Regions from separate parts of the Homo sapiens genome. Here region 1 is linked to region 2. A link is a loop called in an ENCODE intact Hi-C map of the cell type or tissue named here. Cell type or tissue: Calu3. All regions are shown on one strand. Links, peaks and the distances in the headings refer to the core of each region. The heading gives the core; the rest is flanking DNA.

Evidence for each region. A loop is a pair of places that touch in the nucleus more often than their neighbours do. Peaks named below come from ENCODE experiments on the same cell type or tissue, not always from the same donor. Only the 100,000 strongest peaks of a DNase experiment are listed, where the experiment ranks them.
Region 1: a loop joins it to region 2, with 13 times the contacts of the local background. A loop is called at or near these places in 3 of 110 quality-filtered maps.

Annotation. Positions count from the first base shown.
Region 1 is chr12:69,194,240-69,198,776 of GRCh38, reverse strand. No RefSeq gene overlaps it. Among named protein-coding and RNA genes, the nearest start is that of CPSF6, 43 kb to the left of the region's middle. In Calu3, for the core only: a CTCF peak has its summit at 1,882 (motif pointing right); a DNase peak (open chromatin) is centred at 1,896.
Region 2 is chr12:68,861,842-68,866,085 of GRCh38, reverse strand. All of the region lies in intron 7 of CPM (carboxypeptidase M), which reads left to right. Among named protein-coding and RNA genes, the nearest start is that of MDM2, 56 kb to the right of the region's middle. In Calu3, for the core only: no CTCF peak of the experiment used is centred there; a DNase peak (open chromatin) is centred at 1,995.

The sequences.
Region 1 (4,537 bases), core at 220-4,219, 330 kb before region 2:
TTTCTGTTTTTATTTTTCCCTAATTGTTACCTCTACATAATCTCCATTTCTTTTTTTCTTTTCTTTTCTTTTTCTTATTTTTTTGAGACTGAATCTCACTCTGTTGTCCAGGCTGGAGTGCAGTGGCACGATCTCAGCTCACTGCAACCTCTGCCTCCCAGGTTCAAGCAATTCTTCAGCCTCAGCCTCCCGAGTAGCTGGGACTGTGGGTGCCTGCCACCACACCAGGCTAATTTTTGTATTTTTAGTAGAGATGGGGTTTCATCATATTGGCCAGGCTGGTCTTGAACTCCTGACCTTGTGATCCACCCACCTCGGCCTCCCAAAGTGCTGGGATTACAGGCATGAGTTACTGTGCCCAGCCAATCTCCTCTATTTCTAATTTTATCCATGTTAAACAATATTTAATGGCATCCAACTATGAAAAATGAGCAGTTAACAAATACTTTTTTTATCCTAGTGTCTTAGTCCATTTGGGCCGCTACAATAGAATACCGCGAACTGGGTGGTTTGAACAACCCAGTTTCTCACTGCTCTGGAAACTGAGAAGTTCAAGATCAAGGTGCCAGAAGACTTACTTTGTGTCTGGTGAGGGCCTGCTTCCTGGTTCCTAGATGGTATTCTTCTCTTTGTGTCTTCACATGGCAGAAAGAAAATGAGAGAGCTCTCTTGGGTCCATTTTAGAAGGTTACTAATCCCATTCATGAGGGCTTCATTCTAAATGCTTCCCAAGGGCCCCATCATCTCATACCATCCCATCAAAGATGAGAATTTCAACATATGATTTTGGGTTAATTGAATGGACTGCAACACATTCAGTTCTTTGCACCAAGGAAAATGAAAAAGAGTGTTAGGTGGAAGAAATAATGGTGGTGGTAGAAGGATATCACACTTTATAATTCTATGAAGGAGAACCAGTGTGATGTGGGCAAACAAAATTTTGAATCAATGTTGTGTGGAGTGTGGCTTCTACTACTCGTTTGCCAGGATGGGAGATTGTTGTGAGATGAAATAACACATCTACAGGTGTTTTGCTATGGACTCATCCCTAGTGGCATAGTTGGGATATTTGTCCCCTTCAAGTCTCATTTGAAATGTGATTCCCAGTGTTGGCGGTGAGGCCTACTGGGAGGTGTTTGGGTCACAGAGGAGGATCCCTTATGAATGGCTTGGTACCCTCTCCCTGGCAATGAGCAAGTTCTTACTCTATTAGTTCATGCGAGATCTGATTGTTAAGAAGAATCTGGCACCACTTCTCTCGCTCTTGCTCCTTTTCTTACCATGTGACACACTGGTTCCCCTTGCCTTCTGCTGCAAGTGAAAGCTTCATGAAGCCTCATCAGAAGCCTGTCAGATGCTGATGGCATGCTTGTACAGCCTGCAGAAGCATAAGCCAAATAAACCACTTTTCTTTATCAATTACCCAGCCTCAAAGTATTCCTTTATAGCAATGCAAGATGGGTTAATACGCCTAGAAATATTTGTGTGGGTACATGAGGGAGCATGAGTGAGGGTAGAGAGGAAGATCAACATTTATTAAGCACTACATCTCTCCTAGAAACTATGTAAGGTGCTTTGCAAACACTGTTTCTTTCCTTTCTGCAATGACCCAGGTAAGCTGAGTAAGGGAAGAGTTAGGGATGAATTATCACTTGTTACATACAGTAACAGGATGTCTGTCTGCAAAGTCTATAGTCTTCACACACCACCATATTATTATACACGATGGATGCCAATTATTCTTACATCTGCTAAAATGTAGATTAAATTTAAGATACTTAAGGTCAAACTATTCTGGAGGGTAACCTCTAATGAGCAAAGTGTCTTGCACATTTACCACTAGAAACAGATCTTAGGTTACCGATAAAGCAATTCCACCTGAGCCAGCACCTCTTGTTCCAGCCAACAGAGGGCAGTGAGAGACGTAGGGTGCATTTAGAGTTAGAGCAAGGAAAGTCTTCTTAGAAACTAATGCCAAAGTCAAATTTGAATTGTTGTCAGCTTGTCAAAATGTTGGCCAGAAGCCCAGAAGTGTATAAAATTGTCCTTCTCAAATGATAGATCAATCAAAAACAACTTGAAAAGAATCCATCAGAGTCCTTGAAACATAAAATAATATAAATTCCATTTAATTTAGAAATAATCAGGCTATGCCTTTAGACACTTTACTCAACCATCAGGTATCAGCCATGAAAAGATTGTGGTCCTGTTGGCACGATGTTCCTATATGGGGAAAACAGCTCATTTTCTTATTCTCTGTATGATGTCCAGACTGATTCTTGTGCTGATTCATGTTACTAAACAAATGACATCATCTAAAATCTAAATCTAAATCATCTAAAACTGAATGTTATTCTTTAGTGAAAATCTCCTCCTTATAAATACTCCATCATAGAAGTTTTTAGATAGAAAAAAATAACAGAAACTCCTAACTTCTCAGTAATGGCAATTCCTAGGAAACCTTAAATCATATGAATAAATCATGGAGGGAGCTTGCCTTAGATTGGATGTGCTACCACAGGCCAGAAGGTCAATATCAGGTTTTCAGACCTGGAAACATCACTTTTTTCCATTGCTACTAGGACTGAGCTCTGATTTTTCAAATCTTGCCCACATTCCTATCTAAGGGGTCTGGGGCATCATGCCCTACAAACTATCAGTTCTCATCAGATGGGTTTTATTTAACCATGTATATTGTGACTTACTTTCCAATCTGACTTGGGTATAACAAGGAAGAAAATCAAAATATTTTACCCCAAAACATGTTTCTCTGCCATATCTTGAAATGGCCCTGCAAAGCCGTTCTTTGTGGGGGAAAATCTGTATCTGTAAAGAATCTCTATTAACATAGCTAGATCTTTTTCTTCCAAGCCCTCCCAATCCTGAAAAGATTAACTAAAAGTCTTGCACCTTTTAAAGATCTGAATAGGAAACATTTGTCATCTATTGTCTCTAAGGGCAGCCACTATAAGACTTCAAAAGAACCTTGGTCTCCACAATCTTTTATCTTAACCTGATCATTTCCCTTCTATCATCCCAGGTCTTTGACAAACTCAACCAATTGTCAATGAGAAAATGTTTAAATTTACCTATAGACTGGAAGCACTGCCCTCCCAGCTTTTATTTGTCCCACCTTTATGAACCAAACCAATGTATTTCATAAATGTATTTGATTGATGTCTCATGCCTCCCTAAAATATATAAAACCAAGATGTACCCCAACCACCTTGGGCACATGTTCTCAGGAGCTCTCGAGGGCTGTGTTACAGGCCATGGTCACTCATCTTTGGCTCAGAATAAATCTCTAAAAATATTTTACAGAGTTTGACTCGTTTTGTCAACAGCTACTTGATCATAGAATTTAGATAAATTTTGATTAATTTTGAAATTAATCTCAAATGAGGGGGCAATGTGAGGGAGTGAATGGAAAGAAAAATAGAAAATAGGAATATACCAGAACATCATTCTGAGCTTCTTCCTCAAAAGTAAGCTTACCAGGATAGCAATTAGGAACCTCATTTTAAACAGATGTTAATTGCCAGAAAAATAAAATATCTGTAAATCAAAAATAAATTCCTAAGCCCCCTAACCAATTGAATGGACCCCTTCTCTTGGCCAACGGCATAAAGCAAACCTGAGGCCAGGCGCGGTGGGGCATGCCTGTCATCCCAGCACTTTGAGAAACCGAGGTGGATAGATCTCTTAAGCTCAAACTGTCTTGCTAAGATGTATAAAAACCATGCTGCAGCCTGACCACTTTGGGCATATGTTGTTAGGCTTTCCTGGGGCTATGTCACGGGCCATTGGTCACTCACATTTTACTCAGAATAAATATCTTCAAATATTTTACAGAGTTTGACTCTTTTTGTTGACACATCTGACATACAAATAAATTTAATATTTAAAATAAATAATTGATTATTAATATGAATTTATTACTAAATAATAGTAAGAGAAATAGTGCTTATCAGAAATTTTCTTAGTTAAATACATACTTCTGTTTCACTTTTTCTGTATATGTTACCAGAAAAGGGTCCCGATCCAGACCCCAAGAGAGAGTTCTTGGATCTTGCACAAGAAAGAATTCGAGGCAAATCCATATGGTAAAGTGAAAGCAAGCTTACAAGAAAATAAAGGAATAAAGAATGGCTACTCCACAAACAGAGCAGCCTTGAGGGCTGGTGGTTGCCCATTTTTATGGTTATTTCTTGATTATATGCTAAACAAGGGGTGGATTATTCATGCCTCCCCTTTTAGACAGTATAGGGTAACTTCCTGATGTTGCCATGACATTTGTAAACTGTCATGGCACTGGTGGGAGTGTAGCAGTGAAGACAACCAGAAATCACTTTTGTCACCATCTTGGTTTGGTGGGTTTTGGCCAGCTTCTTTACTATAATCTATTTCATCAGCAAGGTCTTTATGATCTGTATCTTGTAATGATCTCCTATTTCATTCTGTGACTTAGAATGCCCAGTCATCTGGGAATGCAGCCCAGTAGGTCTCAGCCTTATTTAACCCAGTCCCTATTCAAGAT
Region 2 (4,244 bases), core at 245-4,244:
AGATGTCCTGGTGCTAGAAATCTTGCCAGCCTGTTTGCTGAAGGCTGGCTGGCCCTTATCACAGATAGACAGACTAAATGTGGCAGAGAGTGATAGCTTTCAAACGTGCAGTGGACTCACCGGGAGCGCTTGCTAAAACAGATTGCCAGGCCCCAACCCGGAGTTTCTGTTTGGACCACCTTACCACGTGATGCTGATGCTGCTGGTCCAGCGGCTATACTTAGAAAGCCATTGCACTAGAGAAACACACTGCTAGAGATGATGATGGAATCTTGTACAGTTCAAGTTTATTAACCAGGTGGTGTCTCTTTGGGCAAGGTGTGGAAGGCTCTTCTATATTTACAGAGGTGAAGTTATCTTTCTCCATTCAGAATGGCTTGGGGAGAGAAACATATCAGGAATTGGCATAATAGCTATGATACCACATGGAGAGAGAGAGAGAGAGAGTGTGAGTGTGTGTGTGTGTGGGTGTGTGTGGGTGTTGAAAAGGTTTGCTGCATGGGCCTACTGCATAACTGCATAATTCCCGGAATTTTCTGCATGATTCACAGCAAAGCTTTCCTCCTGCTACAAAGAAGATGGAGAAGGATGAGGGAAGGTAGCACAGGGCCAGAGGGCTGAGTGCAAGGATGATTAGGACCCTTCCTCGGCACACATCCCTAAAAGGGATGCCCCTGCCCTCTTTCATACCTGTATCCCCAGCCTCCATGCCCTGACCTGAAGAGAAGTACACAAAGATTACTGGTAAACTCACAGGGCTATGTCTAACTGGCTGAGTCGTTCATGGACTAGGTTGACTCCCTGTGATAGGGGATGTTATGAAATATCGTTCTTTCTCACCAGCATCTTAATAAAGATTATAAACTTATTATTGGGACTTTCACCTTCTTCATTATGTCATCAAACGTTGTCTTGGGTTCTCTCTTGCTTAGTATTCTGGTAATTCTTTCTCCACTAGATTTTCCTCATGAGGCATGTCATGTATTAGTCTAACATTTCTATTATATTTCTACCTCTATTGATCCTTTAGTTTGTTAATCTATTACTATTATTATCATTATCATCATTTTAGAGACAGGGTCTCACTCTGTCACCCAGGCTGGAGTACAGTGGCACAGTCATTGCCCACTGTACCTTGAACTCCTGGGCTCAAGTGATCCTTCTGCCTCAGTGTCCCAAGTAAGTAGGACTACAGGTGCACAGCACCACATCCAGCTAATTTTTTAAACAATTTTATATAGAGACAGAATCTTGCTATGTTGTCCAGGTGAGTCCCAAACTCCTGGGCTCAAGCGATCCTTCTGCCTCAGCCTCCCAAAGTGCTGGGATCCCAGGTGTGAGCCACCGTGACTGGCTCTGCCTATCCTTTTCTGAAATTCATTCTTCACCAGTATCAACATGGGTATGGGCGTGCAAGTGAACATCAAATATGCTCTGTGTAACTGCACTACTATTTTCAGAACCTCAATCTAGCTGTAAAGATTATTTACCAAGCACTGAATTAAGGTGGGCTTTGAAGTATCATGTTGATGTAATATTGCCAGGGAAAGGGCAATATAAATTGCAGTATACCTATTATTATTTTTAATAATTTGGAAGGCTTACCAGTCCATTTGCACTAGGTTTTGTTTTTTTGTTTTTGAGACGGAGTCTCGCTCTGTCATCTAGGCTGGAGTGCAATGGTGTGATGATCTCGGCTCACTGTAACCTCCGCCTCCCAGGTTCATGTGATTCTCCCACTCAGCCTCCCAATTTGCTGGAATTACAGACACCCACCATCATGCCCGGCTAATTTTGTATTTTTGTAGAGACAGGGTTTCACCATATTGCCCAGGCTGGTCTTGAACTCCTGACCTCAGGTGATCCGCCGGCCTCGGCCTCCCAGAGTGCTGGGATTACAGGCATGAGCCACCATGCCCAGCCCATTTGCATTAGGTTTTATAAAGAATGTGTATCTGCCTGTCTCTATAATCAGATGCAAACAACTCACTCAAAAAATACATATATTGGCACATCAACCCTGCCCCCTTGTGGTTTAAGACAGATGCATAACATGGTTTAATAATGAAACCATATTTCAAAATACCAATACAGTGTGGTTATTACTACTTAATAGAAAGGTTCTCTCCCTACTAGTGCCCAATAAGAAACTAATGAATATTTTGTTTGTGAAGAATGGCAGCAAACACCCCTTTATTGGTATTGCTCTGGTTTAAAGACATTATTGATATTCGTCAAACTGCATTGCATTTACTGGTTCCATTTTACCAATTGCTAGGATGCTTCTGAGTTTCTGAGGTTTTGACCCATCTGGAAGTCTCTGAGCCACCTTGTCTGGGAAGGAAAGGCCTTCTGCTTTAGTGGAAGGGCCTTGCCAAGAGGGTAGAGGCTTAGGTAGAGCCCAAGCTGTTTTGTCATCTGGCGATGTTTGCAATCTTGAGCAAGCACTTGTCTGAATCTCAGTGTAGTCAACAGAAAGTTGAGAGTAATAGCATCAGCCTTGCCTCCCACCAGCCTGTTCTAAGGCTTCAGTGGTGTTATTCCTTCAATTAGAACTCACTGCAGACCTCAACTGAAACTCGGGCCCCTTGGTGCTGTGTTGTCCTGCTTAGAGGATGATTTACTAGGTTCAAGTTGAGATGAGGGTGTCGGCAGACATTAAAACCAAAGTAGCAAAGGAGGGCAAGTCTGAATTCTAGAGGCTTAAAATGTCTTGCTTGTCCCGGTCTCTGAGGAGAAGCAAAGATGAGCCAGACACGGTGTTACCTGCCTGCTGCGGCCCTGTCTTTCCCCTGGACTCCTCAAAGCAGATCTGAACCTAGAGAGCAAGGGAATGGCTCACAGCATCCAGAAACCTAAGCAACCTGGGCATAAAAGAATCTGGTATGTGCTGAGTTCCAGAAGCCTGTGAGCCACAGATGTGGATCTGTTATCACATCCAAAATAGGAGGCAACTGTGACCATGCGGTGGGGACATGGGCACAAACAAGCAGTCTCCTAAGTACTGTCCCAGCTCCGACTCTAAATTGTGGCCAACAGATGCAGAATTCTAGTGCTTGCCCAGCCAAGACTTTTCATTCATGAAGCTCTAATCCATTTCCAAGGGAAAAAGAGCTTTACATTTCTCCCATGTATCTCCCCATCTGGCCACAGAATTTATATCTCAGATTTTATGTCTTCTCATTTGTATTGTATCTGAGCATTTTTCAAATTTTCCTTTTTTTTTTTTTAATATAGTGTTGGCTCTCTCTGCGTCTCTTAGGGTCTACCAGTCTTTTTTTCAATGTTTCAACTTCAGCATATAGAAATAAATCACATTTTCTGGTAAAACAATTACTTCCCTCTTAAGTAAAAGGTTTGGTGGTATGTAGACAAAATATTGTAAAGACATATACAAGCTAAAGCACGCTTTTATTTGGCTGGTGGGAGGGGTTTTCCTTTGAATATAAATTCCATACATAAGCATGGTCTGTGTTTGCCCAGTAACAGTGATATTCGCATACCCCAGGCTTCCATAGCTGGAAGAACCATCTTTAGGTTTAGGTAAGAGTCATATGAAAGTGAGTCTTTGGGCCTGTAATCCCAGCACTTTGGGAGGCCAAGGTGGGCGGATCACTTGAGATCAGGAGTTCGAGACCAGCCTGGCCAACGTGGTGAAACCCATCTCTACTAAAAATACAAAAATTAGCCAGGTGTGGTGGTGGGCACCTGTAATCCCAGCTACTTGGGGTGCTGAGGCAGGAGAATCGCTTGAACCCGGGAGATGAAAGTTGCAGTGAGCCGAACTGGTGCCACTGCACTCCAGCCTGGGCAACAGAGGGAGACTTCAATTTAAAAAAAAAGAAAGTGAATCTTTGGGTTATTAGGGGATGACGAATGAGGGTCAAACTGGAATATGAAGATTTTCAGACATTTCTTCAAATGCAAATTGTTCTTCCTTTTTCTATCTTTGAGGGTAGGCAGACCGCAGGTTGACTGGAGCCTTGATTCAGCTGCAGCACACACTGATACGTAGGTGTTGTTCAAGTCCCTGAGGCCATCCAAAATCACTGTCATGTGACTGTCAAAAAAGTCAAATCTGTTCTATTAAAGTGTAACTGCTTCTAGCCAAGAAGAAATTTGCTGCCTTTTTTTAAAGGGTACCATGACTTTTTTTTTTTTTTTTTTTTTTTTTTGGTGTCTTCTGCCAACTACTCATTACTAGTACCCTGAATTCTATTTCATCATTATCTCCAATGTTAAAG